Regions from separate parts of the Homo sapiens genome. Here regions 2, 3 and 4 are each linked to region 1. The links are chromatin loops, found by intact Hi-C in ENCODE. Cell type or tissue: Calu3. All regions are shown on one strand.

Region 1 (8,000 bases):
CGAATCCCACATTAGAAAATGTAGAGCAGGCTGTTAAAGTGATCAGCGCGGGTTGAATAAAAAGAAGTCATACCAAACTTCACTTATTTCATTTTTTGCATTCCGTTATATGCCTGTTAGATATAGCAAGTGACACAACAGTGTATGTCTGGATTTCAGCAAGTCATTTGATAGATTCGCATGATAGTCATTGATTCCAGTGGAGAAGCGTGGGCAGTGCTGGCAGATGAATGTAGCTGGGTGAACAGTGACATTTCAGAAGTGACTAATGAAGTGACTTCAGTCTAGAAGAATATATTGGTAACAAGCTGAAGGGCTCTGCCCTTCAACACTTTACTGGTGACTGAGGGTGAAGGAAGAGAATACATGCTAATCATATTAACAGTTAACAAAGTTGGGATAGCAATACTATGGATGACAGAACTGAGATCCATAAAGGCCACTGTAGCTTGGGCTAAAACTGACAATGTAACTTTTAATAGTGAGAAAGGCCTGACTCTAGATTTTTATGGAAATTATGGATCTGTAGAATAAGAAGAGATGAAATTTTGTTTTAAAGTACTTCATGTTGAAGAATGACATAAAGGTTTAGTTGATTGCAAATCCAGGGTGATTGCCAAAAGAAAGAGAACTGGGGGAGTCACAGATAAAGGCAATAATCCACCCAATAATCTTTCCAGTGTGTTAACTTGTACTGGTCAGAGGAATCTGGGTTGTTTGATTCAAACTTGGAGCTTGTCCAAGGAGTGTGAGCAGGGTAGTGGGGTTCCAGAGACTCGTGATAAATAGGAAAATTTTAGCTTAGCATCACCTTCCCCTAGGAAGCCTCCCATGTGTTAGTGAAGGGTCGCTTTTATAAGTGTTCTGATAGCAGCATACACTACTCTGTATTTACCCCTTATAATTGCCAGCTCTTTCTCCCTAGCCTCCAAGTTCTGCGAGGGCAGGGCCTGCATCTTTCTTATTCAGTGTTGTATATTGAGTGCCTGGCTCCATAAATATGTATAGAATGAATGAAAATCATGAAGGTGGAGAACTATATTTAATGTGTAGTTGTGGCTACTCGTTAGCCTTTGAATGATTCATTTTGTGGCTACCCATCCCACCTTCCTTGGTTGGTTTGTTTCATTAAATTACACTGATGGTTGGGCCTTGCTTTATTGTATATCTTACTCTATTTAGTGAAATTAGATTTCTTTATTCTCCTGATTATTTGCATAAATTTAGTCTTTACTCTGTCATTGGTGGTTTTCTTGAAGGCAAGGTGAACCCTACTCAGTGTGAAGCAATGACCATGGTTGCAGCCCAAGTCATGGGGAACCATGTTGCTGTCACTGTCGGAGGCAGCAATGGACATTTTGAGTTGAATGTTTTCAAGCCAATGATGGTAAGCTTTAAATCTGATTTTTAATGTTTTTTGACCAAAGGCTTATTATCTTGGTTTTGTATTTCATAAAGACTTCTAGTGATTCCACATTGGGTAGTTGGGTGACATAAGTAGCAGTTGGAAGTCAAGCATTTATTAAGTTACCAGAATAATCCTAGATAATAGAAATTAGTTGACTTTTAACCTAAGCAATTTGATGTTTTTTTTAATAGCCCGTTTAAGAAAAATAAAATGCCTCCCTACAAGCCTGTCTCCTTCTCATGCTGCTGCTTTCTTCTTCAAATTCAGTCTTCTTGGAAGGATAGCACATACTCACTTTCATTTATGCTGTAGTCACCACAGCCCAGCATGGCCCCCTCCACGCTTGAATTATTCTCCCATTCATTGGTGACTACCTCAGTCCAGCTGGCATTGCGCAGTTAGTTCTTCCCTTACTAATAGTTGATGTTGACTGTCCCTCCTTGAAACATTCTTCATCCCTGCTTTCTTGAACATTTTTTCACCAGTTCTTCTTCTGCCCCCTGTCAGACTTCGTTTCATTGTCTGGCTTTACCTTTCCACATACTTGAAAACATTGTGTCCACCCAAACCGTTCTTTTTCTTTCGTCTTTACGAAGATCGATAGATGCATCGCGCCATTTCTCATCAGTTTCCTCAGCTGCAGATAGTGGAGCTGTTGCCATAATTTAGAGTCCTTCATTTGGACAAAGTGTTATAGCTAAAGTAGAGTAGGGGCTTACTTTCTCTTGGAATCTCTTCTAAATTCTAATTTTAATTTTATAAGAATATGCAAATGACAAATATGGAGTATATTTAATATATTCACTAAATATTTATTGAGTACCATTTTCTATCAGGCACTGTACTGGATGCATAATAGAGATAGAGCAATGAAAAGACAGATTTCTTGCTCTCATGGAATGTATATCCTAGTGGTAAATAAAAACACAGGCCAGAGCAGAACTCAGACTGTTAAAATTTTGCTCTCAGGTCAGATTCCAAACAGTTAACACGAGATACCCAGCATTTATAGGTGCATAACAATAAATGCCTTGTTAATCTTTTTAAAATTTTATTTTTAATGTAAAATAAAGATAATCAATATTTGCCTTATTACAAGGTCATTAGTAGCAAATTAAAACTTAGATTATATGTCTTAGAGTCCATTGTTGGAAGTCTAGTTTTCAGACCGGAGTTTTAGACCAGAGGATATTAGGATTTGGATATATCTTAATAAATATTGGAAATGTTGCCAACAAAGCCAAAACAAACTAATTGATTTTATACTGTTTTTTAATATTATATGAAAAGTTATTTTACAGTGACTGGAGTATTCGTTAAAGCATAGAAAACCTAGAAATTTGGTGATCATTAGATTTTGCCCTGACTTTACTAATTGCCTCACACTCATACTGAACTTTCGAACCTCTGCATCTTTGCTCCTCTTCCTTCTGCGTGGAAGATTCTTTTTCCTTCTCTGGCCAAGTCCTCTCCATAAAATAGGATTTCACCAGTTCCGACAACTGGAGTTAATTTCTCTTTCTCTATGGTCTCTAACACTTCAGACCTCTGTTTTAAATACTTGCTATGGGCTATTTTGTGTTTTAGTCATTTGTATTTATGTCTTTTTCACCTTTTTTAGATTTCTGTGCCTTCAAATGTTCATGCTTTCTTTCACATTTGTTTCCTTGGTTATAGTGCCTTAAAATTTGTAGAAGATCTATATGTTTATTGAATTGTATATTTACTGTCAACCAGAAAATAATATGTTATTGGACAAAAAACATGTTGCCTTAGTAATGTCTCTCTCTCTCTCTCTCTCTCTCTCTCTCTCTCTCTCACTCACTCAAAGATTAAAAATGTGTTACACTCAGCCAGGCTGCTGGGGGATGCTTCAGTTTCCTTTACAGAAAACTGCGTGGTGGGAATCCAGGCCAATACAGAAAGGATCAACAAGCTGATGAATGAGTCTCTAATGTTGGTGACAGCTCTCAATCCTCATATAGGTAAGTGTTTAAGGAATAATAATATCATTTTGAATGCAAAATTAAAAAGCTAAACCATTTTTAAGAGACAAGTGGATCAGTGTTTGAGAACAGCAAATTTCTTTTGAATATGGTTTTAGTAAAATCTCAAAATATTTGAAATTGTGTGGAAAGGTACTATATAACTTGTATGGTGTCATAGTTCTTTCAAAACTAGATCTATTATGCCTCATTTTATTTGAAATGTATCGAGAAGTAGTAGTTCAAACTTATTTTGATTTTAATGGAATTCAGACGCCAAATATTCTATGCAGACCATTGGGGAAGGTTATTTGTAAGACCTTCAGTGGGTAATGTCACTAGGTGGCACTGCTGATTAGCAACATTGAATGAACTCATTTTTCTACCTTCCCTAGATCTCTACAATGCTTTAATTTTGTTGTTTTATTCAATTCAGAAATGGAAAGTTACAATTAAAAGAAAAAGTTTATGTATTCATTGCTTATAGTGAAAGGGAGGAAGGAAAATGCAAATATTTTGTCTAAAACCATGCTATTGTATTATAAGTCTTTTTTGGAACTGTAAATATTTCATTATGTAGAATCAAACATACAGATTTGGGTAGTAGACTGACCATAGAGATCTCCATTAAATAAACTGTTTACACTTTTGTAGATTTTGAGGCATTATGTTGCATTATATTATGATGTGTTAAAAGCCTTTTACCCATTCTTCCTTTCTGCTAAGCAGAGGTTAATATATTTTCTGCCTTTCTGTTATAGAACAAGTTATGATTCACTTATTTGGCATAATATGGCTACTGCTTCTTCTATAATCTTGAACTTTCAAGGCAAATTTTATATTCCTGGTTTCACATCAAGCTATAATTACAGTTTTTTAAAATTAGAGCTCATTTGACTCTTTTAGGTAGCTCTGAGCCCAGTATGATATCAGTTTTTTGGTGTGGCATTGAGATTGGTAATAATGTTTGATCCATTTAAAATTATGGTACATCAACTACATCTGGAAAAACACAAAGGGGAACCCAGAGGCTCGTGTGAGCAGTTTTCATCAGATCTTTACTTCAGAATGTGTTACCAAAACTTTAAATTAGAGGTGTCTCCTAAAGTTGAATGATTGGCAAATCTTTATTGGAATCAACTTATTGTGACATAAAAAGAATTGTTAGAGGCCATATGAGAATGAGATGGGTCAACACCACCTCACTAGTTGACTTGGTGTGAGCCTTACAACCCTCTGAATCATGGGTTCCCTATATTCTCATTATGTACCAGGCTGGTTGCCAATAGTGTCTTGTTGGACTTGACAGCTGAAATGCTTAGACTTTAAAGCCATTATTAAAATAAAAGTACTGGATATATATTGATCTCAAGAGTTTAACATGCAAATTCTTTCTCAAAGCATTTCTGCTTTAAGAAAGATGCCCTTTTCAGTAAATGGCATCAATAAATGCCCTTTCAGATCAATAAATGCCCTTTTCAACATATTTAGCATTCACAAATTCAGTTAAGTAATAAAAGTAACTATGCCCATGCTTTCTTTTATAGCTGATTAATAATTGCATATTGACACATGCCATCTTATTGATGATGTATACTGCCTCAGCAAGCTTCTTCCTTTTGGTCATATTTCTCTGATCTTGTTTTTTTTCTCCCGCATTGGTTTCATTTTCATTCCTGCTTTTTCTTCTTGACATATATATATATATATATATATATATATATATATATATATATATATATGTTAAGACAGCTTGCAGAACTGCCCTGCCCCCACTTTTATTAATTTGAAAAGCAAATAACTCTGAAGTAAACAGTATGCCTGTGATCTTTTGTGCAGTCTGTATTTCTGCCCAGACTCCCTATTTGTGTCCCTGTAATGTCTGGGAGGAGGCCAGGGTATAGAAGCCATTGCAGTGGAGAGCCACATAGAGAAGAGCCATTGGAAGCAGCTCTGGAGGCACCCCTCCCCAGGCCCTGCCTGCGCCTGCCTCACTGCGAGGACTTCTCCCCTCTCAGAGCCACTCACCACAGTTGCCAGACGTGCAGTGCTTTATTTTCTGCTGGACTGGAGCATTTAGCTTGTTAATGTTTCTTTAGAAAGATAATTGTTTCTAGTTAAACATGTTGTTTGAAAAATATACCCAGATGTATATTTTTATGTCGTGGTGCTATAATTTCTACTTTTTTCCCCTTCAAAATATCTAAGTTACTGGAAAATTTCAACTTAGGAACAAATCTGTTGGAGAAAGTGAGGTATGTTTAAGTGTTTATTTCTTAAGGAAAGTAAATGTTCTACATAAAAAATGATTATTGAGATAATCACTGTTAACTAATTTAAAAACAAAAAATGTCATTTAAGAGGCCCATATAGCATCAATATCAAGTAAACAATTATGTCACCTTTTGCTTTAGGAAACCAAATATCACTGCTAACCCATATGTCGTCTTTTTATTTTTTCTTCAGGGTATGACAAGGCAGCAAAGATTGCTAAGACAGCACACAAAAATGGATCAACCTTAAAGGAAACTGCTATCGAACTTGGCTATCTCACAGCAGAGCAGTTTGACGAATGGGTAAAACCTAAGGACATGCTGGGTCCAAAGTGATTTACATAAATTTATAATGAAAATAAACATGTATAAAATTTAAAAAAACAGACTCCCATTTCTTAAAAACGGATAAGTTTGAAAGGAAACTGCTATTGAACTTAAGCATCTCTAGCAGAGCAATTTGATCAGTATATAAAACCCTAGGATGTGCTAGGTCTAAGATGGATTAAACAAGTATAAAATAAAATACATTTATAAAATAAAAAGGAAAACAGACTTAAATTTTCTCCTATGTTAATTGACTTGTATTATAGTTGAATCTATGATATTTGTGCATGTTGTCTTTGTGACTTCATAAGTTACCAATTTCTAAAGGGTTTTAATTTTGGAGGTTATTGGTGGTTTAAAAAATTGCCCGATTATATCTTATTATCTCATTCCCAAACTATGTCCTTAGCCATCTTTTATTTTCCTTTGATTTGGAGACACAGTGACCAAGCCCTTTTGAGTGGGGATGTGTATATGTGTGTGTGTGTGTGCACGCACGTGTGTGTGTGTGATAGAATAGGTTAAGAAAATTGGGACATACATATCCTGTGTGTTAAACACACACCTATCCCTCCAACCTTGTTTCTGTTACCACAGAGGGACCAGATCAAGGCCAGGCATGGTGGGTCAGGGACACCGACTTTAGGAGACTGCGCTTTGGGAAACTGAGGCAGAAAGATCATTTGAGCCTAGGAGTTTGAGACCAGCCTGGGCAGCATAATGAGATCCCTATCTCTACAAAAAATAAAACAAAAATTAGGCAGGCTTGGTAGTGTGTGCCTGTAATCCCAGCTACTCAGGAAGCTAAGGTGGTAGGATTCCTTGAGCCCAGGAAGTTGAGGCTGCAGTGAGCCAAGATTGCACCCCTACACTCCAGCCTAGGTGACAGAGTGAGACCCTGTCTCAAAAGAAAAAAAACAACAAAAAGACTGGGTTAAGAATTACAGGACAAGGGTTAGAAAGATAAAGGGAGCAGGCAGGAAGATGGGAAGGAAAGGAAAGATGTCCTGAAAGTGAGTCTTGTTCATCATCTCAAGTGCTGAGATTCTTCAGCAGAAATTCATTTGAAACAACCTTAGGGGATTTTGAATTAGCAGTTATAGGGAGATGCAGAATAGGGTGACCCAAATCCAAAGCTAAGGAATGTATTTAAAATAGAGCCAACCTCTACTATGCAGGGAGTCGGAACAGGCATTTGTTCTATTTTTTCTTCTACCTCGTGTAATAAATAACAGGATCATAAGAGGAACTCTCATTAACTAAAACATCTCATCTGTAAGTATTACTCTATCAGGTACATTTTAAAAAATGGGATATTTACCCCCTAATATTCTTGGGAAATCAGTCACATTAACACCAACTCCTCTGTCGTAGTTTGAAGTAGTTGCTTTATATAGAATTTAAAAGCGTAATTTAAAAAGTTCTAGAAACATTGTGATGAAAGATGAAATTTATATTTTTCTAATTTCTTAAGCGTGAATGGTCACTATTAAAAGGCTGTTCAAACTTTAAAAACTGAACTATAGAGAACCTATAGGATCTACTTTTTAGCTCATGCAATACTGTTTCTGCCAGTGTTTTTCAGAGGGCGATGCGATGATGCTTGTGTAGCTTGCTTTAAAACAAAGCATGCTTTCCGTTGGCACATTCTGTTTGGTTTTTTTTAGAAAAAGATTTTTATTGGAAAATAAAATCAATTAGACTGCATAGCTATGCCTGGACCCCGACAACCAAACTGGCAACTGATCTGTAGTTGTGAAACAGTTTATCCACTATGATGCTGAATGTTTTGCCTTAGCAGGCATTCTCAGTCTAAATAGGCTGTCATTTGAGGGTCACGAGAGACACAGTGACTTATGTAATAAAGATTATGGCAGATCAAGTTCCTAGCCTCAGACAGTCTTTGCACAGCTGTCTGATGTATCCCAGCATATTATAGGGCATCATGGAATCCTTTGAGTTGGCAGTCATCTTTGTGTGATGTTAGTGAAGTGAAACCGCTTTATG
Region 2 (8,000 bases), 530 kb after region 1:
CATGTTGGCCAGGCTGGTCTTGAACTCCTGATCTCGAGTAATCCACCTGCCATGGCCTCCCAAAGTGCTGGGATTACAGGTGTAAGCCACTCTGCCTGGCATATTTTACACATTTAACAACACCAAGAATCTCTCTTTTGGTGGCCTCTTGCCTCTTGGGAATGCTCTAGTGTACAGAAAGTGAGAAGTCTGCACATGTTGCTCTGTGATGTCTGCCATTCAAAGTGATCAGTGCCATCCAGTGCAGTCCCGTCACATCCAACCTGTTGGGACCAACTGTCTTATTTAACCTAGAAGCTAGCCACACTCTTTTCTTTTACTCCCCACCTTATTTGTTTTTGGTGTTGCGTTTGCATTTAAATACTGCATTCTGTAATGCAACGAGTGACTGTTGTTTCCATTGACTTGTATAATTATCCAATTGCTCTGCACAACAAAGTCCCCAAACCTAGAATGTACTGAAAGGTCTTCATGAAGGCCATACGTTGAAGTTTTCATTGCCAAAGTAGGGGGTATTTCCCCCAGGATGTCTGCCATTATTTCAGACCATCTTTCCCGTTGATAAAGGCTTTTTCAGGTTTGAGTTTCTGGCTGCCTTCACTTCCCACCTCTATCACTATATTGCAGTTCCAGCAAAAAAGAACTATCACACATGAGCATTAATCAATTGGGTCTCCCCAGGTACCATGCTGGATGTTGTCCTTTCATTTAGTTCTTGTAAGTAGGAAGGGGGCAAGAAAGCTCACATTTACTGAGCATCAACTATGTGCTGAACATCATGTTGAGAACTTGATATATATTATTCTGAACTCCAAGAGAAAAGAAAGAAAATTTGAAGAAATATTTAAAAATGTAAGTCTCAGATCATGAAGCGAATAGGAGAGATAACCAGTATTCAAACCCAGATACATTTGATTTAAAAGCATGAACACTGCTCCAGGCGAGGGATGTCACCTTCACTTCACAGATGAAGCCCCTGAGACTCCCAGCAGAACCGAGGAGCAGAGCTGGGATTCATACCTGGTGTGTCGGCATCATGCCAACACAGTACGTTTGTTAGAGACCAGCAGGTGATCTGTCTGTCCTAATTCCATTTTTGGTTTTTGCTGGACAGCACATGCATCTATAAATGCCAGTCCCAGAGTTTTGTGACCTCTCTCATTTTTATCTGATTGGTTTTTTAAATATATATTGTTTATTAGAGTTGTCAGCTATTAAGGAAAATACAAAAGGCAGCTGGAAATCTAATTAGAATTTCTGTCTTTTATCTTGTAGAACTTGAACAAACATAATGAGGCCAGGGTTCAATGGACATTTGGAGATGTGTTTAATTACACACAGGAACATCTCCTATTACAGCAGAGCTTGATATTTCTACACTGTCCACTAGAAAAAACAAAAATGAACATGGCTACACAGACCAAATGGACGATGCACAATTGTCCTGTGGCATTGTCTGATTCTTCCAGTAGCTGGCTGGCCTCTTTGCTTTCTTCTTCTTTTTAGAGCCTCACTTTCCTTTCTGCATATATGTGTTCCTTTTATAAGCCGACTTGAATTTCCTTTGGCAAAGAAATAAGACATAAGCAACTTTCCTTAAAAAGGAAGAAGGGAAGAAGAATAGACGAAAAGAAAAGAAAAGAAAAGTAAAAAGCACTGGATAAAGCTAATAAGGCCTAGAGCAGAAGATATCATCTAAGGATGTGCCTATTCATCAGGGTAGCCACTCAGAAAATGACAGAGAAATGTACGATTATATCTGTTACCCAGAAGCGGCCATAGATAGTTGTGTAAGAGCTGTCTGAAAAGTCAGGTCCCTTTATCTTTTATTAAAGATAATGCGGTATTTCTTATTTCCCAGATGAGGAATGAGTTAGGTTTTCCCCCTCCTGTATTTCAGTTGAGAACAATGCTGCTTATTCTATTTCTATGTCATATTTCATGAAACATTTTCTTTTATCACAGCTAATAATGATAGGAGATGCTAACTACAGCAGTACAAAAAGTGTGATAAGGGCACTGATAGATGTTTTATAGCCTAAATATGATCCTAGGAACATATCCATCTCTTCATTGTCATTTGTCTCAAACCACACAAGACAGGTTCCTGCTGTACAGTAAAAGGTCACCCTTTTAAAAATAATGAGTCTAAAAACCTCAATTGTAACATCTGATACGATTTTCAAATTTTGAAAATTCCCCTTTAAGTGAGGGAGGCTGCAAGTCTAATGAGACTAAAATGCTTTTTTTTTTTAATTTTGCAGTTATATTAAATTCAAGTGATTGGGGCCTCTTGAATTATCCAGAATTCCTGCTTCCTGCCGTGCTCACTAATACCTGGGCTTTGAGGCCCATTACAGTACATTATACGCACCATGTTGAATTCTGATTATCTCCATTTCACAGGAGGCACATGCTCAGATTGTGATTTGTGTTATTTTCGGGTAATAACTGCTGTTTTGATTTAAACCAAATTTTGGAAGGGATCTGCCAGGCATCAGTAGCATTTTGCTTCTACTGAATGCCCGTAGGAAGAGGGAGTGTCTGGTTTTCAAAGGCCTGAGGCTTACTCATTTGTTTTAGCAAACATGACATTCACCTCTTCCTCTGCTGGGGTTCATCCATGAACACGGGTATGTGTGGATAGTCATGGGCTTCCTGTGTGAGAAGTGATGGGTGCACCCCATCTTTATTCTTACTTTTGGCAGCACCATCAGTGAACCCTTGGCCCTCACGAACTGATCTGCCAAGTCTTCCTGGGATATTGGATATTGGTTGTTTGGATATTGGATGTTTGGATATGGATATTGGTTGGTAGATGTTTCAGCAGCCCCTGCCTAGGGACAGGAGTCAAATGTCACATGTAGTTACTTATAATGTATACATTTTTCTTAAAACATTTTGGATTCTTTAAAAGCAATAACTCTAATTTGCTTTTTGTAATTTCGAATTTGGGAAACATGAAAAAAATAAAAAGAAGAAAATAAAAAGCACTCACGAAAAGCTCCCTGAGATAGCCATAGCTAAAATTCTAGCACATCTGTCTGTCCAGTCTTCTTTGAAGGCCTGAGCCCACTCTGGCTTTATCATTGGAACGAGCCCCACTCAGTGTCTTTCCTACTCCCCATATGTGGTCATTTTCTCGGGCCTCTCGTGAACCAGTATCTCATGTCTCTTTGCCCTCAGCGGCCTGTGAAGCCCATACTCTTGCTACAGCCTTTTCCCCCCCCCCCCCACTTCTTGGCACAATCACTTTGACCCTAGCCAAGGGCACTGCTTGTGCCCGGGGTATTACGCAGCCTGTACCACTTCACAGACTTCCTCCGTGATCTCTCAGACTCTAACTTTTCACAAGGTTTTGTTGAGCTCCAGGGATAGAAGAAGAAAAACACAGCACACAGGGTAACTACGACCCTTTCCCAGCCCAGATCTATCCTTGTGTCTTTTAGAAGCTACTTCTCTGAGGCTCTTCTCATGTCTCAGGACAGTGGCCAATATCACTAAAATCTTGTAGGTATATTTAGGCCCAGAGTCTGGGCTCAAGTGACTCCTAGTGGAAGAAAAAGAGTAAACAGTTTCTTCATTTTACTCTTAGCCACGCTTTCTAAAGTCTCATATCCGACTGTCAGATTGACCTCAAGAACAATTTAAGATTGACCACTTCCAAGGATATCTTGACATGACAAACACCACCCCTGTTGACAGGGGCATGGGCTGTCCCACACTGACACATCATGGTCTGACTTAGGACATTTCCCGAAGTCTGAGCCACATATTCACTAGAATATGAGCTTTATAAGTAGAAGGACTTTGTTCTTTGTGTTGTCCCTAACCCCTACATAGTGTTTCACACATGTTGGGTAACCAGTAAACATTGTTGAATTGAATGCACTTAACAGAGAATATTAACATTAAAAAAATAGATTGTTTTATCTTGCATATTTTACTTAACAATATAGGAGACATTTCCACGTTCATAGTTTAAGCTGTAACTGGAGGTTTACCTTAAAGTGAAAAACCCTAGGTTCCCTTGACCCTTCATGACATAGAAAATGTTTAGTTACAAATAGAAAATGAAACTTCCCAAAGCTATTATCCATAGGTTTCGATTAATCAATTTTTTCTCTAAGTAAAAGCAAGGAGAGCGGTTGCCCAACTACAGGAAAATGTTCTACAGGTTCTGAATCAGCCTAAACAGGCTGCTTTTATTCCATAGAAAATGAGTTTTATGAGCAAATAGTAGCTCCTCTTAGAAACAAACCATTATTTGTGGACTGAAATGGTGTGGCGTTCTGGAAAACTCAAGCAAAGGAACAGCAAGGCCATAACAAGAATTCGTACAAATCATAAAGAGAAAACCCAAGCAGAGGAACAGCAAGGCCATAGCAAGAATTCATACAAATCATAAAGAGACAAATTCTTCTGCTGGAAATTTATCTCTAAACCTAAAATAATGTCATATTAACTGAAACAACTGCTTTCGGTTATACTTTGATTTTTTTTTCCTAAGTTTTTCAAAAATTTAAGCCATTGTAAAGTGTCATGACATCCTGCAAATAATCTTTTTTTAATCACAATTCAAGGTCGGATCATTTACTTCCAGCTTAGAAAAATAGCATATCCAGACTTTTTTTTTATATAGTTTAGGGAGAATGAGTAGGTTAGTGTTTCTAGAATGACAGGTTCATGCCTGTGAAAAGTAAGAGATAAGACAAAGATGGTAGGTGGTTGCATCACATAAATCCCAGAATTGCTCCACTGAGATATTTCTGCTCAGTCGGGTATACGACGAAGAGCTATTAAGCACAGAGAGCACCTCCTCCCTCTACAATAGGTAAATTTCCACTGCCTTGCCTTTTCGTGAACATTGGCTGCATTTTATTAATGCTTTCCAGCTCCCATCTGGGGCCTCACATTTGATGAATGTGCCCGATTTACTAACAGATGTCCAAGAGCAGCCTAATAAATTTGTGGTCACTGACGTGGTACTGTAAACGGAAACAAATTATTAAAAGAATTTTTATCCAGTTTCTTGTCTGTCCAGCTTAGAGCCAACAGGAGCCAAGATTTCTGTCACTGGGAATCATGTCATCACACCCCTGCTGTCCCACCCAGCCCTTTACAAGAGAAACGGGAGCAAACAGTGGAGTGTGAAGTGTCTGGCAGCTGACGGCCCCTCCACACTGCTGCCGGGAAGGAAGGGCTGATGGCAGCCACTTGTGAGCCTCGTTCACTCTCCACCTGTGTCTCCTGCAGATTTTGTCAAATATTCGTCTGCTTTACGTGAGCACTTGCTGTAAGGAAATACTGGGGACATGTCTTAAGGAACTACTACTAAAAGTCAAATAATGTTGTGTGGTTGGGGACACTTCTGTACCTGGAAGGTGAGGCATTTTACCAAATAATCGATTTCAAGCATGCAAAGTCAGAGAAAAAGATGCAAGCAAACTGGCAGGGAGGTGCAAAATTTCAAAGTAAAGAGTGGGACAGAAACATAGGTATTACTTAGACTCTATCATACAAATTATGTGAAAATTCTCCAGCATCATAAAGGGGCTTCTGTGGAATTATATTCTGCAATTAATGAGGACAGTAGAGGCCTAGGAGAGAGTTGATTGAGAGGCAGTGACATCATTAAACAGTTAAGAAGCAAACATATGAGAATAAGAAAATAGGGCCATAAACATTTTCTTGAGAGAAGCAAAGGTAAAGAGTACAGTTCAATGCAATAATCTTTTCAACTTGAAGTTGAAACATTAACTTGTTTGAAGTTGAAACATCTAATTAGTCACCATCAACGTATCTGATAAAGTTCCACAAAGAAGGAAGAGCCCTGAGTTTAAACCACACATGACACTTACCCAAGAGAACAGAACAGAACAAGTGTCCGAAAGGAAAATGTATGTAATATAAATGGAGTGTCGGGAAAGACAAAGGGATGTTCTTTTCATGACCTCTTTAAAAAATAGATTTGATGTCTCTTCATCTCTGATGTCAAAATGTTTTGCCTTAAGTTCGAATAAAATACACTTTTGGTTGGTCACAAGGTAAAAAATCTCTGCAATATGATAGGGTGATAAAATAGTAACCAAATAAATCAGGTTTGCAGGTAGGACTGTGATGCGTTTAATAAATTGTTAATGCACACACAAAATGTCCCCATCCTTGCACTGGAGGTACAGTGATGATTAATAAACACATCACTGCCCCTCTTACAGGCAAGAGTGACATTAAAGAAATCATTACACCAACAGCAAAAACGATCAGACACTACAACTCACAAATGCTCTCAACTTCCTCCAGTCTTGGTTTCCCAGTGCATCCACCAAGAGAGTTTCTGATCCTGGATCAATCTTGTTGTATTCCCGTGTCTATCTGAAATTCTGCACGTCGCTGTTGAAAAGTCACTCAATCCTATAAATTATTGCTACCAAGATGTCATGGTTCCCAACCTCAATCAGGCCTTCCTGACTTCCTGGCAATCCTTTCTGTAATCGGATCGATCTCCTATTTAGTGGGATGATTATTCAAAGCTTTCTCCACTTCCTCTACTGGCATGCTACATTCTCAGTCATTCTCAATATCAGACCATAATCTTTCAGGGTAAATAGAAAGCAAGGAGGAAATGTCTCTAATGTTTTAACTCGCTCTGCTTTACAAATACACTTTGACTCTGTGTGCACCCATTCTTGCTTCTCTTGCTGTCTGTGTTGAGCTTCCCTGTGCTTCTTACCCCATCCTCTCTCACCACCTCAGTGTTGTTTCATCCCTTTTTATTTTTATTTTCATTTTGAGACAGGGTCTCACTCTATAACCTAGGCTGAAGTACAGTGGCACAATCACAGCTCACTGCAGCCCCAAACTCCTGGCTTCAAGTGATCCACCCGCTTCGGCCTCCCAAAGTGCTGGGATTACAGGCGTGGGCCACCATGCCCAACATTTCATTCTTATATTTCACTTTTATATCTTAACCAGCCATATCTGTATAGGCTTACTCACCACAGTTCTCTCCCATCATAATACACTCTTACATTGATTCATGGTCCACGCTAGCTATTCTCCTATGTCTCTCCTATTTTCACAAACTCAGCTGCATTTACTGTCTCTTAATTCCTCTCTCTCAAGTTTATTTCTCAGTTCACTGGAATCTGGTGTGTATCCCCCACTTATACACTGAAACCTTATTTGCTGTGATCACTGATATTTTTCTTGTTGCAAAATTCAATGATTACTTCTCAGTCCTCAATTTGGCCTCACTGCAGCATTTTTCACTCCTTTTTAGCTTCCATTACTCTCTTCTTTGTTGTGCCATAACTTCATCACCCTCCATCTTAGTACCTTTCACAGATTTCTCTATTTGCCTCTTAACTTTCAGGGTTTTGGAGACCCAGGCATGAGATTTCTTATTTCTTGGCTCTTCACAGTTTATGCACTTCCTTATTTTGCCCATTGTTGGTATGATAACCACTACAAATATACCTCTGGACTCTCTTCTGAGCTCCTGGCCAACTGTCTTGTCTGCTATAGATCTCTACTTGGACGTTTCATGGGCATCTCATAGACTGAACAAATCTAAATGGACGAAATTCTTCTATCCCCAAATCTGTGCAGACTTTGCCTCCTAAATATCAGATCTGTCCACCTCTCTCTACTCCCACTATCTCACTCCTCATTCCAACCATCAACACATCTCACTAGGAACTGCCACTGTTTTCTACCTCATATTCCTTTTCCTCTTTTCCCACACCAGTCAATTCATTTCACTGCATCTATAATGATCTTTCCAAAACTCAGATCTAATCATGTCTCTTCTGAAGTTCAATAACTAATAGATCCCCCCATTTTCCTCAGGATAATGTTCAAACAAGCGTTTTAGCTTATATTTAAAACCCTTTTTGATATAGCCATATTTATATCATTGCATCTGCTCAGATCACTTTTCAACCCATGCTGTGTCTTCAAGCCACCCAACTGATAGTGGTTTCTCAAATGACATTATA
Region 3 (8,000 bases), 770 kb after region 1:
ATTGAGACAGTCTCACTCTGTCACCCAGGCTAGAGTGCAGTAGCTAATCTCAGCTCACTGCAACCTCTGCCTCCCGGGTTCAAGTGATTCTCCTGCCTTAGCCTCCTGAGTAACTGGGATTACAGGCCCAGCTAGTTTTTGTATTTTGAGTAGACATGGGGTTTCGTCATGTTGGCCAGGCTGGTCTCGAACTCCTTTGGCCTCCCAAAGTGCTGGGATTACAGGCGCAAGCCACCATGCTGGGCCAATTGTGTTATATTTAAACATATATCCTAAAGTCTTAAACAAATAACTCAGAACATTAGTCTGAATTCTTCAGTTGCAAGCAAAGAAACCCATTCTAGTTAACTCGCAAAAAAAGAATTTGGGAAGCCTGTCGGGACTCACACACCTGAGGGGAAACTAGACCATCAGGTTGGATCTGAATCCACCAGGCAGCCTCGACAGCAGGAGCGCAGGCCCTGCACCTTGGCTGTAAGGCAATGAGAGAGAGCTCCAACCATGTGCCCACTCTCCAGCCCTCTGCACCATGATCCTGGCAGAATGTTTCCAACAACCTGAGTGGAAGTCACAAGTCTGTCAGGTGGTAATTTGGGAGCTAATGAGAGAAAGCCCTTATTTGGGGTGCTGGGCTTTAATTAGTGTTTTTGGAAATAAAGAGGTAGATCTGCTAGAATGAGTAGCCCAAATGAGGTCCCGGTCCCAGTCAAGACTCCTCCAAGTCTTTTTTTCTTTTCTTTTTTTTAGAAGGAGTCTCACTCTGCAGCCCAGGCTGGAGTGCTGTGGTTTGATCTCTGCATACTGCAGCCTCTGCCTCCTAGGCTCAGGTGATTCTCCTGCCTCAGCCTCTTGAGTAGCTGGGACTACAGGCACCCGCTACCATGCCTGGCTAATTTTCGTATTTTTAGTAGAGACAGGGTTTTGCCATGTTGGCCAGGCTGGTCTCGAACTCATTACTTCAAGTGATCTGCCCACCTTGGCCTCCCGAAGTGCTGGGATTACAGGTGTGAGCCACTGCGCCCGGCCATCCAACTCCTATTGTATCTGGATATGTTGACCAGCGAAGGCTGCCCAGAAGCAGTGAATATAATATTTCTTGTCTGGGCTGCCTTCACTGCTTCTGGGCCACCTCTTCAGGTGAACATAGCCACATAAATATAGATGGGAGGTTTCAAAAAATACCTAATCTGATTATACGAGGTTCCTAAAATAAACCTCTTCATGGCTTCTAGCTGTGTTCTGGGTAAAAATCCAAGACTCTTATTTGGTTCTTCACAATCTCTGCAGTCAGAATGTTTACGGCTCAAATCCTGGCCCCACCATTAGCATTTCACTTCCTGTGTCTCAGTTTCACTTTTTAAAAAATGAGCATAATGGTTGCTGTGTGATTAAAAGAGTGAATACAAATAATACAGAACAGTGCCTGGCCCAGAGTCAGGGTTTTGTAGGTATTATTTTTCATCTTGTTAACGTTTTTACCTTTACAATTATCTAATGAAAAAAGCATCCAGTTTAGTCTTGGTAATAGGATTGCAGGCACCTGAAGTCCCACTGTGATTGACTGCATGTATTATGGGTGAGGTAATTTCCAAAAAAGAGACTAGGTTACTGTTAAGAAGAAAAAGTAAATGCCAGATGGTGTATTATTAGTCAGGCCCCTCCAGGGAAAACAAAAAACCAGAACCAATAGGAATGTGCATCTATAAAGAAATTTATTTTAAAGAATTTGTTCCCATGACTTCTACACTGCTGGTGGGAATGTAAACTAGTACCACTATGGAAAACAGCATGGAGATTCCTTAAAGAACTAAAAGTAGAACTACCATTGGATCCAGCAATCCCACTACTGGGTATCTACCCAGAGGAAAATAAGTCATTATATGAAAAAGTATACTTGCACATGCATGTTTATAGCAGCACAATTTGCAACTGCAAAATAATGGAACCAACCCAAATGCCCATCAATCAATGCGTGGATAAAGAAACTGTGGTATGTATACACGGTGGAATACTACTCAGCCATAAAAAGGAATTAATTAATGGCATTTGCAGCAACCTAGTTGAGACTGGAGATTATGATTCCAAGTGAAGTAACTCGGGAATGGAAAACCAAACATCATATGTTCTCACTCATAAGTGGGAGCTAAGCTATGAGGATGCAAAGGCATAAGAATGACACAGTGGGCTTTGGGAACTCAGGAGGAAATGGTGGGAAGGGGGTGAGAGATAAAAGACTACAAATTGGGTGCAGTGTATACTGCTCAGGTGATGGGTACACCAAAATCTCATAAATCACCACTAAAGAACTTATGTAACCAAACACCACCTGTTCCCCAATAACCTTTGGAAATAAAAAATTAAAGAAATAATTTAAAAAAAAGAATTTGTTCACATGATTACAGAGGCTGACAAGTCCTAAGATCTGCAGGGTGAGTCAGCCAGCTGGAGACCAGAAAAACCAATAGTATAGTTCCAGTCTGAGTCTGAACACTTGAGAATCAGAAAAGCTGATGATAAAATTCCAGCTCAAAGACTCAAGACTCCAGGAAGAATGGATGTTTTCAGTTTCATTCCCAAGCCACAAGAAGAAAGTTGATGTCCCAGTTCAATAGCCGTCAGGCAGGAAGAATTCCCTCTCACTCAGGGGATGACCAGCAATTCTGTTCTACTCAGACCTTCAACTGACTGGATGAGGTCCTCTCGCATCAGGGAGAGCAATCTGCTTCACTGAGTCTGCCAATTTAAATGTTAATCTCATCCAAAACATCCTCACAGACACATCCAGAATGACGTTTTACCTGGGCATCTCCTGGCCCAGTCAGTTGACACATAAAATGAACCAATTCAGATGGCAAACAAATAGTAACAATGTTCTACATGCAGTAATTTGATTAATTTGGTAGAATATTGCAATTTATTTAAATTGCTCAAATTCATAGGGCGTCAGCATTGAAGTGCCATCGTTTAAGCAAATGGGAAACTGAAGATACCATCCTCTTAATAAGGCTAGTCTCCGTGTTACTGGTGGAGGGGGTCCATATTTAAATGATTTTCTGAACTAGGTACTGAAGTCGCTAAGCATAGGCAATTATGTAAGTAATACTTTGAGACCCGATTCTTGAACCAGATTAAGAATTCCAAATTTACATCCCTACTGCCCAGCTTCAGAGTCCCCGTGCAATTAAAGGAAAAGAGACCTTTTATTCCAAGAGCCTTGATGTCTAAGACACAAAGTTAGGTGACTTTTTTTTTTTTTTTTTGAGATGGAGTCTGACTGTTGCCCAGGCAGGAGTGCAGTGGCGCGATCTAGGCCCATTGCAACCTCCACCTCCTGGGTTCAAGCGATCCTACTGCCTCAGCCTCCCGAGTAGCTGGGATTACAGGCACCCGCCCCCATGCCTGGTTAATTTTTGTATTTTTTCTTTTTTTTTTTTAGTAGAGACAGGTTTTCACCATGTTGGCCAGGCTGGTCTCAAACTCCTGACCTCAAGTGATCTGCCTGCCTTGGCCTCCCAAAGTTTGCTGGGATTACAGCAAAGTTAGGTGACTTTTTAAAAAATCTTAGTAAGTGTTTTCTTTTAGATGTAGCCTCGGATCGTCACTCTTATTGGACCACTCTCTAAGCCTGGTTTCTCTTGTCATCACTTGATTTCCTCAGGACTTAACAGTTGTCTTTATTCCTCAATATAATCTGAATCCACAGAGAAGTGTGTACCCACAGTTCCATCACATGGGTGCAAAGACCGCACAATCTATCCTTCAAATGTTCTCTCTGAATATTTAAGGTGACGGGTATCTCAACTACTCTGACTTGATCATTACACATTATGTGGATGTATTAAAATATCACATGTAGCCCCAAAATATATACATATATTATGTATCAATAAAAAATACAATTTAAAAATGTATCTTTGAACAAAACAAATTATATTGGTATGAATCACAGACTCCCAGACAAAGTTGATCCACATGTTAGCACATTCTAAACCAGTGGTAATGTGACCCTGGTGAACCATTGCCAAAGTCACTGAAAGCTTCTTACAAAGAAGAGAGAAAGCAAGAAAGGTGGTTCACACCTGTAGTCCCAGCACTATGGGAGGTAGAGGTAGGGGGAATGCTTGAGCCCAGCCTGAGCAACATAGTGAGACCCCATCTCTACAAAAAAATACAACAATTAACCAGGCATGGTGGCATGTGCCTATAGTGCCAGCTACTTGGGAGGCTGAGGTGGGAGGATCACCTAAGCTCAAGGAGGTCGAGGCTGCAGTGAGCTGTGATTGCATCGCTGCACTCTAGCCTGGGCAGCAGAGTGAGACCCTGTCTCAAAAAAGAAAAAAAAGAAAAAAGAAAAAAAAAGTGGTTTTCAAGTCCTAAGGGTGAGGATGTAACACATTCCTAACTATTTAACAAGTCTGACATCTAGTGGTCAACCGGTGTATCTAAGGTAGCTAGAGGAGACAGATCGACCCTTATTCAAGTTAATTGTGATGGAAGTATTGTGTAGATATTGGAAGTGTACTTCTGACTGTCGGAGTCAGTGAGACTGGGTTAAAAAGGGAAGAATGGAAATTATTATGCAAGCCACTCCGATGTTTGTTACACCTAAGATAAAGTAATTGAAGTAGACCAAGAGCCGGGAGTTCCGAGTAATCACTTCACAAAGGAAAGGGAGACAGAGAAAAAAGAATGAGGCAGGGCGTAGTGGCTCACGCCTGTAATCCCAGCACTTTGGGAGGCTGAGGTGGGCGGATCACTAGGTCAAGAGATCGAAAAAAAAAAAAAAATTAGCTGGGCATGGTGGCGTGCACTTGTAGTCCCAGCTACTCGGGAGGCTGAGGTAGGAGAATCACTTGAACCCGGGAGGCAGACGTTTCAGTGATCCAAGATCGTGCCACACTGCACTCCAGCCTGGCAACAGAGCGAGACTCCATCTCAAAAAAAAAATAAAATAAAAAATATAAATAAATAAAAAGAATGAGCCTGAGGCAGTGCATATTTGCATGTTTCTTAATAATAATCACAATAATAGCTATTTGACATGATACTATATGATGAGTCTTACACTAAATGTTTCATACATTGCTGTCTTTCCAGAAACTGAAAAGTATTATAATTCCCACGTCATCAATGATGAAACTGAGGAGCAAGGTGACTTGCTGAGTTGCCCAAATTCTTACAAACAAGACTTAGTAGAGCTAAATCACTATCTTAGATCCATTTGTTTGTTTGTTTTAATGTGAGTCAGGGTCTTACTCTGTTACCCAGGCTGGAGGGCAGTGGTACAATCAAAGCTCACTGCAGTCTCGACTTCCTGGGCTCAAGTGATATTTCCACCTCAGTCTTCCATGTAGCTGGGGCCACAGGGGCACACCACCGTGCCTAGCTAATATTTTGTAGAGACAGGGTTTCGCCATGTTGCCCAGGCTGGCCTTGAACTCCTGGGCTCAAGCAATCCCCCTGCCTTGGCCTCCCAAAGTGCTAGGATTACAGGTGTAAGCCACAGTGCCCGGCCGATCCTAGATCTTTTACATTCCAACTAGGCCACCACGCCATATTGTCTCTGTTATTCAACAGGCAGAGGAAGAGAGCAAAAGCAATTTATCCTCTCTGAATTGACAAATTATTATGGCATCATATTCATCCATACATTGAAGACAAGTTTTTAAAAGCATCATACAGAGTTCTTGAGTGTTTCTGCTATTCAATTGGTGTGTGTGTGTGAATCATATTGGATTCTCTTTGATCCTGTTTCATGTTTGCTTTCGTTTTTCCTTTAGAATGTTGTAATTTCCATCTGGAGACTATATTAGACCAGAAAGGGCAATCAAAGAGATTTTTACTCCCTCCATATCCCCATTTTCTGGACAGAGAACAAATTCCCAATAGACGTGGATAGCTTGAAGCACCGCCAAACTTTCACTCTTGCAGAAGCCTTTCAACCAAGGACAGTGTTTTAGGTGTCTTTCCAACCTAAACCCCGCCTTCAGAAATTCAGTGACCTGCTCAAAGATTTTTAAATTTAGAGATTAGAGGGCCCAGGCAATAACCGTTCCTGGACTTTACATTGCTTTGTAGGCTAAGTTTTGTGTCACTCTAAATATCTTAGGACATTATTCAGTTTGTACCTCATAATTTCTGGAAGAACTCCTCTGAATCCTCCAGATGACAAGGCACTTACCCAGAGCTCCCAGATCCCCTGTCTGTGTCAGACACCCCTACTATAATCGAGCTAGAATAAGGGTTCTAGGGGCAACGTGATCCAAAAACACACCAAGCAAGTGACCTAGAAAATGTTCCAGCTGGGCACAGTGGCTCACGCCCGTAATCCCAACACTTTGGTAGGCCGAGGCAGGTGGATCATGAGGTCAGGAGTTCGAGACCAGCCTGACCAGCATGGTGAAACCCTGTCTCTACTAAAAACACAAAAATTAGCCAGGCGTGGTGACATGCACCTGTAATTTCCAGCTACTCGGGAGGCTGAGGCAGGAGAATCACTTGAACCTGGGAGGCAGAGGTTGCAGTCAGCCGAGACCGCGTAACCACACTCCAGCCTGGGCGACAGAATGAGACTTTGTCTCAAAAAAAAAAAAAAAAAAAAAAAAGAAAGAAAATATTCCTATGCATGAAAACAAGGAAGAAAGTGGATGGTGATGTACATGAATGAGGTGCTGGGGGGCAGGTGGGTACACAGAAATTCATAAAGCTGGCATGCTCTCACTGCTTACAACAGTCATTGGCCATTAAACAATGGACCGCTTGTCCTTAAAAGAACTGTCGAGCAGGAAATGGGCAGGCCCGGGATCAGATTTCCTCTCTTGTCTAAAGCCTGGATGTTGCTTCACTCAAGAGCTGGATTCTTGGTTCCAGGGGGCCACCTGACTCTCAGGGTGGTACATTGTAGACAAAGCTGAAATCTATGTGCTAAAAGAGCTGGGTAACCGGATATGCTAAGTTTGGAAGCCCAGGCATGTGGTCAACAAGCAGTGTCGGCCAAGTTTAATACCAATAGGAAGCGGCTTCTTTTTTTTTTTTTTTGAGACGGAGTCTCGCCGTGTCGCCCAGGCTCGAGTGCAGTGGCGCGATCTCAGCTCACCGCAAGCTCCGCCTCCCGGGGTCACGCCATCCTCCTGCCTCAGCCTCCCGAGTAGCTGGGACTACAGGCGCCCGCCACCGCGCCCGGCTAACTTTTTGTATTTTTAGTAGAGACGGGGTTTCACCGTGTTAGCCAGGATGGTCTCGAACTCCTGACCTCGATCCGCCCGTCTCAGCCTCCCAAAGTGCTGAGATTACAGGCGTGAGCCGCCGTGCCCGGCCGGAAGGGGCTTCTTAATCCACCACATGCTGAGAATTGATTGCTGGCCCAGTAGTGTCAGAACACACCCAGGGCTTTCAGCTGCAGTCGGGCCTCTGCACCCAAGTCTTGATGGCATCGTAATTAGGTCACCTGCGGCCTAACCTGGGGGACGATGACTCCGCCAGCCTGCCAGGGATGGTTTCAACAGCAGGACTGCATGGCAACAACAGCCACAGCAGTGAAAGCACTGACATTGCTCCAATAAGATGGGCAACGCCCAGGGCTGACCCTTTAAAAATACCCATGTAAGTAGATGCAGGTTTCATTTTATGCCTAAAGTGGGTGAACGGGATTATAGTTAGAATCCTGCAAGGTGTCTGTTAAAAAATCAATTACTTTGATATATCACCTCTCTGAACTTTTTTTTTTTTTGACACAGAGTTTCGCTTTTGTTGTCCAGGCTGGAGTTAAATGGTGTGATCTGAGCTCACCGCAACCTCTGCCTCCTGGATTCAAGCTATTCTCCTGCCTCAGCCTCCTGAGTAGCTGGGATTACAGGCATGTGCCACCGTGCCCGGCTAATTTTGTATTTTTAGTAGAGATGCGGTTTCTCCATGTTGATCAGGCTGGTCTGGAACACCTGACCTCGTGATCTGCCCGCTTCGGCCTCCCAAAGTGCTGCGATTACAGGCGTGAGCCACTG
Region 4 (8,000 bases), 610 kb after region 1:
AATTATCATTACACTTCACTAAAGAACTGATAATCAGTTGCATTGCAGATATAGTTAATCTTACATTTGCATAATATGTTACAAGCTTTCAGAAAGCTTTTACATTGATAATTTCCTTCAATTTTCATAACCACCCCCCCAGTGATGCTGGAAAAAAATAATTAAATTACCTGTTTTTCAGGAATCTGGCTCAGAGAGGACAGATGACTTACTTGTTACTCAACTAAGAGCAGGTAGCAAATTTGATGAAGTTAAAGCCACTGTTTCTTAAGAGTCTTGCAAAGTTTTGTCTCACTATAATCCTTTCTTTCTGCATTGATCAGGTGATGTCACTATCCTTTCCTTGCACTCTCAAGAATATCGTAGGCCTCTTTTTTTCAGCAGGAGTATGCATTAGGTTGGTGCAAAATGAATGGCGGTTCTTGCCATTGGATATTAAACTGCTCTCCAAGCTACATTTTAGGATTTGTCCTTGATCAGAGATTGTACTAAATATTTCTCCAAATTAGAATGGCTCTTCCCAGACAACTGGGTTCAAATTCCAATGCAGCCATTTATTAGCTGTGCAACAAGAACAAATCCTGTAAACTCTCTGTGCCTCAGTTTCCTTTTCTGAAAAATAGAAGTAACAATAATACACCCACTGCACAGGGTTGTTTGGAGAAATAATTAATCTATAAAGCACAATCACAGTGCCTGGCACATGGCAAATGCTAGTGAAATGTTAACTATTATTATTATTGTTGCTGTTACTATTTTCATTATCATTCTCTTCAAGCATTATTTATTTTCATTATTTTTAACTTTAAGCAATACTTATTTTCATTATTCTCATTATTATCTTCAAGCTATTGTTAGTATTATCATAATCTTCTTCTAAAAAGGAGGCAAGGCTGGGTATGGTGGCTCACCCCTGTAATCCCAGCACTTTAGGAGGCCAAGGTGGGCGGATCACAAGGTCAAGAGATCGAGACCATTTGGGCCAACATAGTGAAACCCCATCTCTACTAAAAACACAAAAATTAGCTGGGTGTGGTGGCGCACGCCTGTAGGCCCAGCTACTCAGGAGGCTGAGGCAGGAGAATCACTTGAACCCAGAAGGCAGAGGTTGCAGTGAGCCGAGATTGCGCCACTGCCCTCCAGCCTGGTGACAGAGCGAGACTCCGTCTCAAAAAAAAAAGAAGGGCAGAAGCCCCAGAGATCAAGGAAGTATGTCCACCAGGAAACGGAGATTGTTTCATTTGACACAAGCTCCGTTTTGCAGGACTGAGTACGGGAGGGCAGAGTGTGGGGAGGGAAGTCTCTGCAAACCAGTGACTGTTTTGGCAAATAGGAGGAGTGAAGAAACAAAAGGTGGAAACTCTGAGAGATAATTGTACACGGGTCAGACAAATCCCTGTAAAATCAGCTTTTTGTACCTTCTTGGTAGCATCCGCGAACCACCATCAGCCTCTAGTGTGCGCATGCGATGGAGGAGGGGACACTACAAGAACAGGGCCAGGGCTCTTTTCAGATCACCGTCATCTCAGGGATGTTCTGTGCTGGTATTTCAAAATCACCATGCGTCATATCAGACTGATCTCTAGTTAGATAAGTAACAGAACCAAGTGGGCTGATTTGGAACAACAACAAAAAACTAATGTATTTCACCGATCAAGATAACACCAATGCTGTGTTGTTTTCCTATTGTATCATTACCACGATTATTATTGTTATTTAAAAGTCTGCTACCTGCTCTTGCTTTTACCATCCAGTCGCCTCCTAGAAGCGGAGAAATAATTACGTGTAAATCCCATCATATCACTGCTCTCACAGCTCCCAGGAGTTTCCATTGCGATAGCGAACCTGAGCCCCTAGCCAGGGCTCCGTAGGCTCCCGGCTCAGCCCTGACATAACCTCTCCCTTCCCTCCAGCTCTAGCCACCCTGCTGCTGGTGTCCCATTCCTGGACTTTTTCTGAAACGTTCCCTGCTTATTTTCTGCTCAGGGCAGTCCCCCTTGCTGTACCGATGGTGCTCTCTGCCTCTAGATATTCCTGGAGTTGATTCCCTCTTACAATTTAGATTTCAATTCAAAAGTTACCTCTCGCCAGGTGCAGTGGCTCACGTCTGTAATCCCAGCACTTTGGGAGGCCAAGGCGGGCAGATCACCTGAGGTCAGGAGTTCAAGACCAGCCTGGCCGACGTGGTGAAACCCCATCTCTACCAAAAATACAAAAATTACCCGGGCGTGGTGGCGGGCGCCTGTAGTCCCAGCTGCTTGGGACGCTGAGGCAAGGAGAATCGCTTGAACCCGGGAGGTGGAGGTTGCAGTGAGCCGCGATCGCACCACTGCACTACAGCCTGGGCAATAGAGTGGGACTCCGTCTCAAAAACAAAACAAAAACAAATGTTACCTCTTTCTTCATTGAGGCCTTTGACCGTCATAAAATCCGAAGTAGCTCTGCCCTTTGCACCCGCTGCTTCCCTCTCTCTGCCTCCGCGTTCCCTAACCTCCAGCTGTCACACACAGCCTAGTGGTTAACTGAGTCGATTCCGGTCTAATGCCTGGCTTTGACTGTCGCCTCCACCAAGAAAGTAGTACTCAGTCTCGTCCTCTCATCCAGCCTAAATTGCCTCATCAGCAAAATGGGAAAGTTGATAGCACCTCTTCTCAACGCGCGGCTGTGCAGTTTAAACAAGATAATGTATGTGAAATTCTTGAATAGTTCTTGGCTCATGGAAAGCATTCAATAAATTTTGGACATTGTTATTACTTTATTCACATTATTCTACATTGTCACACCACAGACCAGTACAAAGTAAGCCCTCTGAGAGCAATGATAGCCAACTGCGTTCATCGCCGGGTCTCCAGGCCTTAGGAAAAGCCGGGCACAAGGTGAAACAAATGAATACATCCAGTATCCACACACACCTGTCTCACTTTTCCTCCATTTTCTCCCCTTAAACGCAGAATTTCTGCTTTTCTCCAGCAACTGAAGATACTTAAGTTCAGCACCTCATGCAATTAGCCCACATAAGACCCCTTTACTGTTTTAGGATTCTTGAAATTCTTTGTAAAGCTGCCATCTTCTAGTTTTACCAGGTGAGACTGAAAGCGTACCTGGTGCAATGGCGCCCTCTGCAGGTAGACAGAAGAATTAACGTGGTCCCAGCTCCAGGAACTGCGTTCTTGAGGGACATCACCTGTGCGGGTGCAACTGCAGTGCTGTCTTTTCTGCCCTGTCCAAGACATTTTTTGCTTAGTATTTCTCTATAATGTAACCTCATTGAGGATAGAAGCTTTGTCTATACTCCCAATCCCATCACCAATATAGTAGGCACCCAGTGCATGTTTGTTGAATAAATATGTGAATAGAAAAAGAGTAGTTTTCAATCTTTTGTATCCCCAAGTGGCCCAGCAACATGGGGAAGCTACTGATAGAAAATAGTGATCAGCTGATTAATTGTATGCAACGTTTGGGTAGCAAGATAAGTGATAACACAAATAAAAGGAATGAGGGAACAGAAAGAATTAATAATTAAATAGAAAATTAAAAATATAGTTTAATGACACTGAGGTATCCATTAAACACTTAATAAAACTAGTTACATGTTTTAAATTGAAATATATTTTGAGATAATTTAAAAAAATATTTAAAAATCATTGGCAGTATATTCAAGATGCAACAGACACATGTAATTAATCGATATTGTTTACAAATCTTGGCAGTGCAAATTCATTGCAGTTCTACAAGGAAGAGACACTTGTCAAATGAGACACTAAGATAACTCTAGGTCCAACCCTGTGGTATCTCACTTAAAAAAGAACTCTATATAAAACTATATACTCTCACGCCTGTAATCCCAGGACTTTGGGAGGCCGAGGCGGGCAGATCACGAAGTCAGGAGATTGAGACCATCCTGGCTAACACGGTGAAACCCCATCTCTACTAAAAATACAAAAAATGAGCCGGGCGTGGTGGCAGGGGCCTGCAGTCCCAGCTACTCGGGAGGCTGAGGCAGGAGAATGGCGTGAACCCAGGAGGCAGAGCTTGCAGTGAGCCAAGATCGCGCCACTGCACTCCGGCCTGGGCAAAAGAGCAAGACTCCATCTCAAAAAAAAAAAAAAAAAAAACCTATATACTCAAAATGATCTTCAAAAGGATATTTCATTTATAAAAGAACTTGCTATAATTTTCTTTTGAGTAGAAACTTATGCAGTGACCTGAAAGTACAATATATCTAGTAATTCCATACATTACTTTCCGTCTGTAGTTAACACAGAACTCTCCAACACATCATCTCCAAGAATTCTTACCTCAGTCCTATGGAATAGACACACCAAGTATCTTTATTCTCATTACACAGGTGAGCAAATCAGGATGGTCTAGAGACTCATCCAATATCATAGTTAACAGGAAGGCCAGAACCCAAGGTCTTCAAACTCATGGGCCATTGTTCCTTCTATTATACCACATGGCATGTTCTAGAATATCTGTGAATGTGTCTTTCCATATTAGTGATCAGAGGATCAGACAATTAAGCAAATGATCACTATTTTCTTCCCCATGTTGCTGGGCCTTTTGGGGAGAAAAAGATTGAAAATTGCCCTTTTTCTATTCTAGGCATAGTCTGACTCTAATGTCCTGAGTAATTTAGCAGCAGTTTGGGACTCTCAGTCTCGTATTGGTTAGATCATCCTTTATTTTTAACACTCTGCTTATGTCTCTCTCTTTTTATTTGAGAAAGAAGAAAAAGAAAGAGAAAGGGAGAGAGCGGTGAGGAGTGGGAATGGGAAGGAATCAAGTGGAAACAGGTTCAGATATTCAATGAAATATGTGTTTGAAGATCATTTGGGGTTTACATTTTTATAGACAGTTATTTTATTAAGCAAGATGCCACAGGGTTGGATACAGTTATTTTAGTGTCTCATTTACCAAAATATTCAACGAATAATTCAACCATGATTCTTTTAGTCCAGATTCAATGAGCACAGATTTGAATGACAGAACTTTCCTTTGAAAGTCACACGGCTCCTCTGGGCTTATCCATTGGGTGTCATGTTCCACTGGATGGATTATTGTGGTACTTTAAAAAGGTGCAAACTCTCAGAACCTGTCACTTTGGTTGATATGTTTAAATAAGAGACAGAGAAATTAAGAACCCTTGACCTAGTATTATGGGAGATTTACATGAAAGTATTACATGAACATTTACATGGAAATATTTTAACCATTTTGCTTGGAACAGTGGCTCAGAATTATAATTATCATAACAGTTAAAGTATGGTATTTCTTACTTTATTACATTTTTTAAAATAGATATTGCATTGGTTTAAAAATAATACGATAAGCAAAAGAGCAAATAATGTTACCTATGAAAGAATGAAGTTAGGAGGTATAGAATATGAGAGTTTTGTATGTGTTATTGTTACAGAAAACGTCCTGTTTTAAAACTTTTATCTTAGGTTTGGGAGTATGTGCGCAGGTTTGTTATACAGATAAACTCGTGTCACAGGGGTTTGGTGTACAGATTATTTCATTACCCAGGTATTAAGCCTGGTACCCAATACTTAATGTTTTTCTGCTCCTCTTCCTCCTCCCACCCTCCACTCTCAAGTAGATCCCAGTGTCTGTTGCTCCCCTCTTCGTGTCCATGAGTTCTCATCATTTAGCTCCCACTTATAAGTGAGAACATGTGGCATTTGGTTTTCTGTTCCTGCATGAGTTTACTAAGGATAATGGCCTCCAGCTCCATCCATGTTCCCTCAAAAGACATGATCTCATTCTTTCTCATGGCTGCATCGTATCCCATGATGTAGCTGCACCACATTTTCTTTATCCAATCTGTCCTTGATGTGTATTTAGGCTGATTCCATGTCTTTGCTATTGTGAATAGTGCTACAGTGAACATTGGCATGTGTCTTTATGGGAGAATGATTTCTGTTCCTCTCAGTATAGTCCCAGTAATGGGATTGCTGGGTCCAATGGTAGTTCTGTTTTTAGCTCTTTGAGAAGTTGCCATACTGCTTTCCACAATGGTTGAACAATTTACACTCCCACCAAGAGTGTGCAAGTGTTCTCTTTTCTCTGCAACCTCGCCAGCATCTGTTGTTTTTTGACTTTTTAGTAATAGCCATTCTGAATGGTGTGAGATGGTATGTCATTGTGGTTTTGATTTGCATTTCTCTAATGATCAGTGACATTGAACCTTTTTATCATGTGATTGTTGGCCACATACATGTCTTGTTTGGAAAAGTGTCTGTTCATGTCCTTTGCCCACTTTTAATGCAGTTGTTTGTTTTGCTCTTGTAAATTTAAGTTCCTTATAGATGCTGGATAGTAGACCTTTGTCAGATGCATAGTTTGCAAATATTTTCTCCTATTCTATAGGTTGTCTCTTTACTCTGTTGGTAATTTCTTCTGCTGTGCAGAAGCTCTTAAGTTTAATTAGATACTATTTGTCAATTTTCGCTTTTGTTGCAGTTGCTTTTGGTGTCTTTGTCATAAAATCTTTGCCCGTTCCTGTGTCCAGGATGGTATTGCCTAGGTCATCTTCCAGAGTTTATAGTTTTGGGTTTGACATTTAAGTATTTAATCCATCTTAAGTTGAATTTTGTATATGGTGTAAAGAAGGGATCTAGCTTCAATCTTCTGCATATGGCTAGCCAGTTATCCCGCACCATTTATTGAATAGGGAATCTTTTCCCCATTGCTTGTTTTTGTCAGCTTTGTGGAAGATCAAATGGTTGCAGGAATGTTCCCTCATTTCTGGGCTCTCTATTCTGTTCCATTGCTCTATGTGCCTGTTTTTGTACCAATACCATGCTGTTTTGGTTACTGTAGCCCTGCAGTATACAAAAACATTCATCAGTGTTCTCCAGCAGAGGGAATAAGACACAAACACATGTGTGATTCTTCTTATCCAGAGTAGCAATGTTTTATAAAGTTACCTTGAACGCTGAATTAGGGGATACTGAATCATTGATCCTGGGGGAAATACAGGATAAGTTTCCTGCAAGCCCCTGGTCACATTTTTTTGTCAATGGATCAACCCACAATCTTCATGCATATGTGTTTCTGTTTAAAGACATCTTATTTAATGTATATTTTTAATTCATACTGAGCTCACAGGCAACAGCACTATAACTCATGCCTGAATGAAGCTTATCTAACACGTTAATTTTTCCGTAAGGCACGCCACAGCCTTCCCTGATTGAGAAACACTAGACAGCACTTCAATACTACTCTTGGGGCCTTTTTTTTTTTTTTTTTTTTTTTTTTTGAGATGGAGTTTTTGCTCTTGTCGCCCAGGCTGGAGTGCAATGGCGTGATCTCAGCTCACTACAACCTCTGCCTCCCAGGTTCGAGCGATTCTCCTGCCTCAGCCTCCCGAGTAGCTGGGATTATAGACGTGTGCCACCACGCCTGGCTAATTTTTGTATTTTTAGTAGAGACGGGGTTTCACCATGTTGGCCAGGCTGGTCTTGAACTCCTGACCTCAGGTGATCCACCCGCCTCAGCCTCCCAAAGTGCTGGGATTATAGGCATGAGCCACCATGCCCAGGGGCCATTTTAAATAGCAAGATTGTCAACCAAAAGCATAAATGCAAAAAATGTGGCACCACATGTCCCACAAAAAGGATGTTTGTTTACAGTATGAGAGCTGGAACAGGAGGCCGAGCATTGTCTTGGTTGACATCAGCTGGTCATGTGACTGTTAGGTGACTTGAGAATTTGCCACTCTGTGAATGGCCATGAATAACCGTGAAAGCTCCATGAGTTATTGATTTGAGGGCTACAAACAAATTTTAGTAAGTAGGCAATTTCCAGGCAGGGAATCAGCAAATAATGAGGATTTAATGTGAGGTTTAAAGGAGATGAAGAAAGTACATTTGGGAAGAAGAGAGTATCCGTCACACCTTAAGGAACTACAAGTTGCCAAAACGCATGAACGTGAGAAAAGCAGCCACACCTTTCAGATTTGTTATAGTGACATTGTTTTTTGTTTTTTTAAAAAA

Evidence for each region. Hi-C counts contacts between places; a loop is a spot of excess contacts. Peaks named below come from ENCODE experiments on the same cell type or tissue, not always from the same donor. Only the 100,000 strongest peaks of a DNase experiment are listed, where the experiment ranks them.
Region 2: a loop joins it to region 1, with 4 times the contacts of the local background. A loop is called at or near these places in 7 of 110 quality-filtered maps.
Region 3: a loop joins it to region 1, with 6 times the contacts of the local background. A loop is called at or near these places in 18 of 110 quality-filtered maps.
Region 4: it touches region 1 in a loop (7-fold over the local background); 16 of 110 quality-filtered maps call a loop at or near these places.

The regions. Positions count from the first base shown.
Region 1 is chr1:241,495,830-241,503,829 of GRCh38, reverse strand. FH (fumarate hydratase) reads left to right here. Exons shown (of 10, transcript NM_000143.4): 8 at 1,260-1,387; 9 at 3,240-3,393; 10 at 5,860-6,227. The coding sequence ends at 6,002. Among named protein-coding and RNA genes, the nearest start is that of FH, 20 kb to the left of the region's middle. In Calu3, no CTCF peak of the experiment used is centred here; a DNase peak (open chromatin) is centred at 3,729.
Region 2 is chr1:240,962,804-240,970,803 of GRCh38, reverse strand. All of the region lies in intron 4 of RGS7 (regulator of G protein signaling 7), which reads left to right. Among named protein-coding and RNA genes, the nearest start is that of MIR3123, 170 kb to the left of the region's middle. RefSeq lists an enhancer at 119-689. In Calu3, a CTCF peak has its summit at 3,520; a DNase peak (open chromatin) is centred at 5,153.
Region 3 is chr1:240,728,924-240,736,923 of GRCh38, reverse strand. No RefSeq gene overlaps it. Among named protein-coding and RNA genes, the nearest start is that of GREM2, 120 kb to the right of the region's middle. In Calu3, a CTCF peak has its summit at 4,449 (motif pointing left); DNase peaks (open chromatin) are centred at 4,423 and 6,773.
Region 4 is chr1:240,883,342-240,891,341 of GRCh38, reverse strand. All of the region lies in intron 6 of RGS7 (regulator of G protein signaling 7), which reads left to right. Among named protein-coding and RNA genes, the nearest start is that of MIR3123, 240 kb to the left of the region's middle. RefSeq lists an enhancer at 2,705-3,232. In Calu3, a CTCF peak has its summit at 3,133 (motif pointing left); a DNase peak (open chromatin) is centred at 3,131.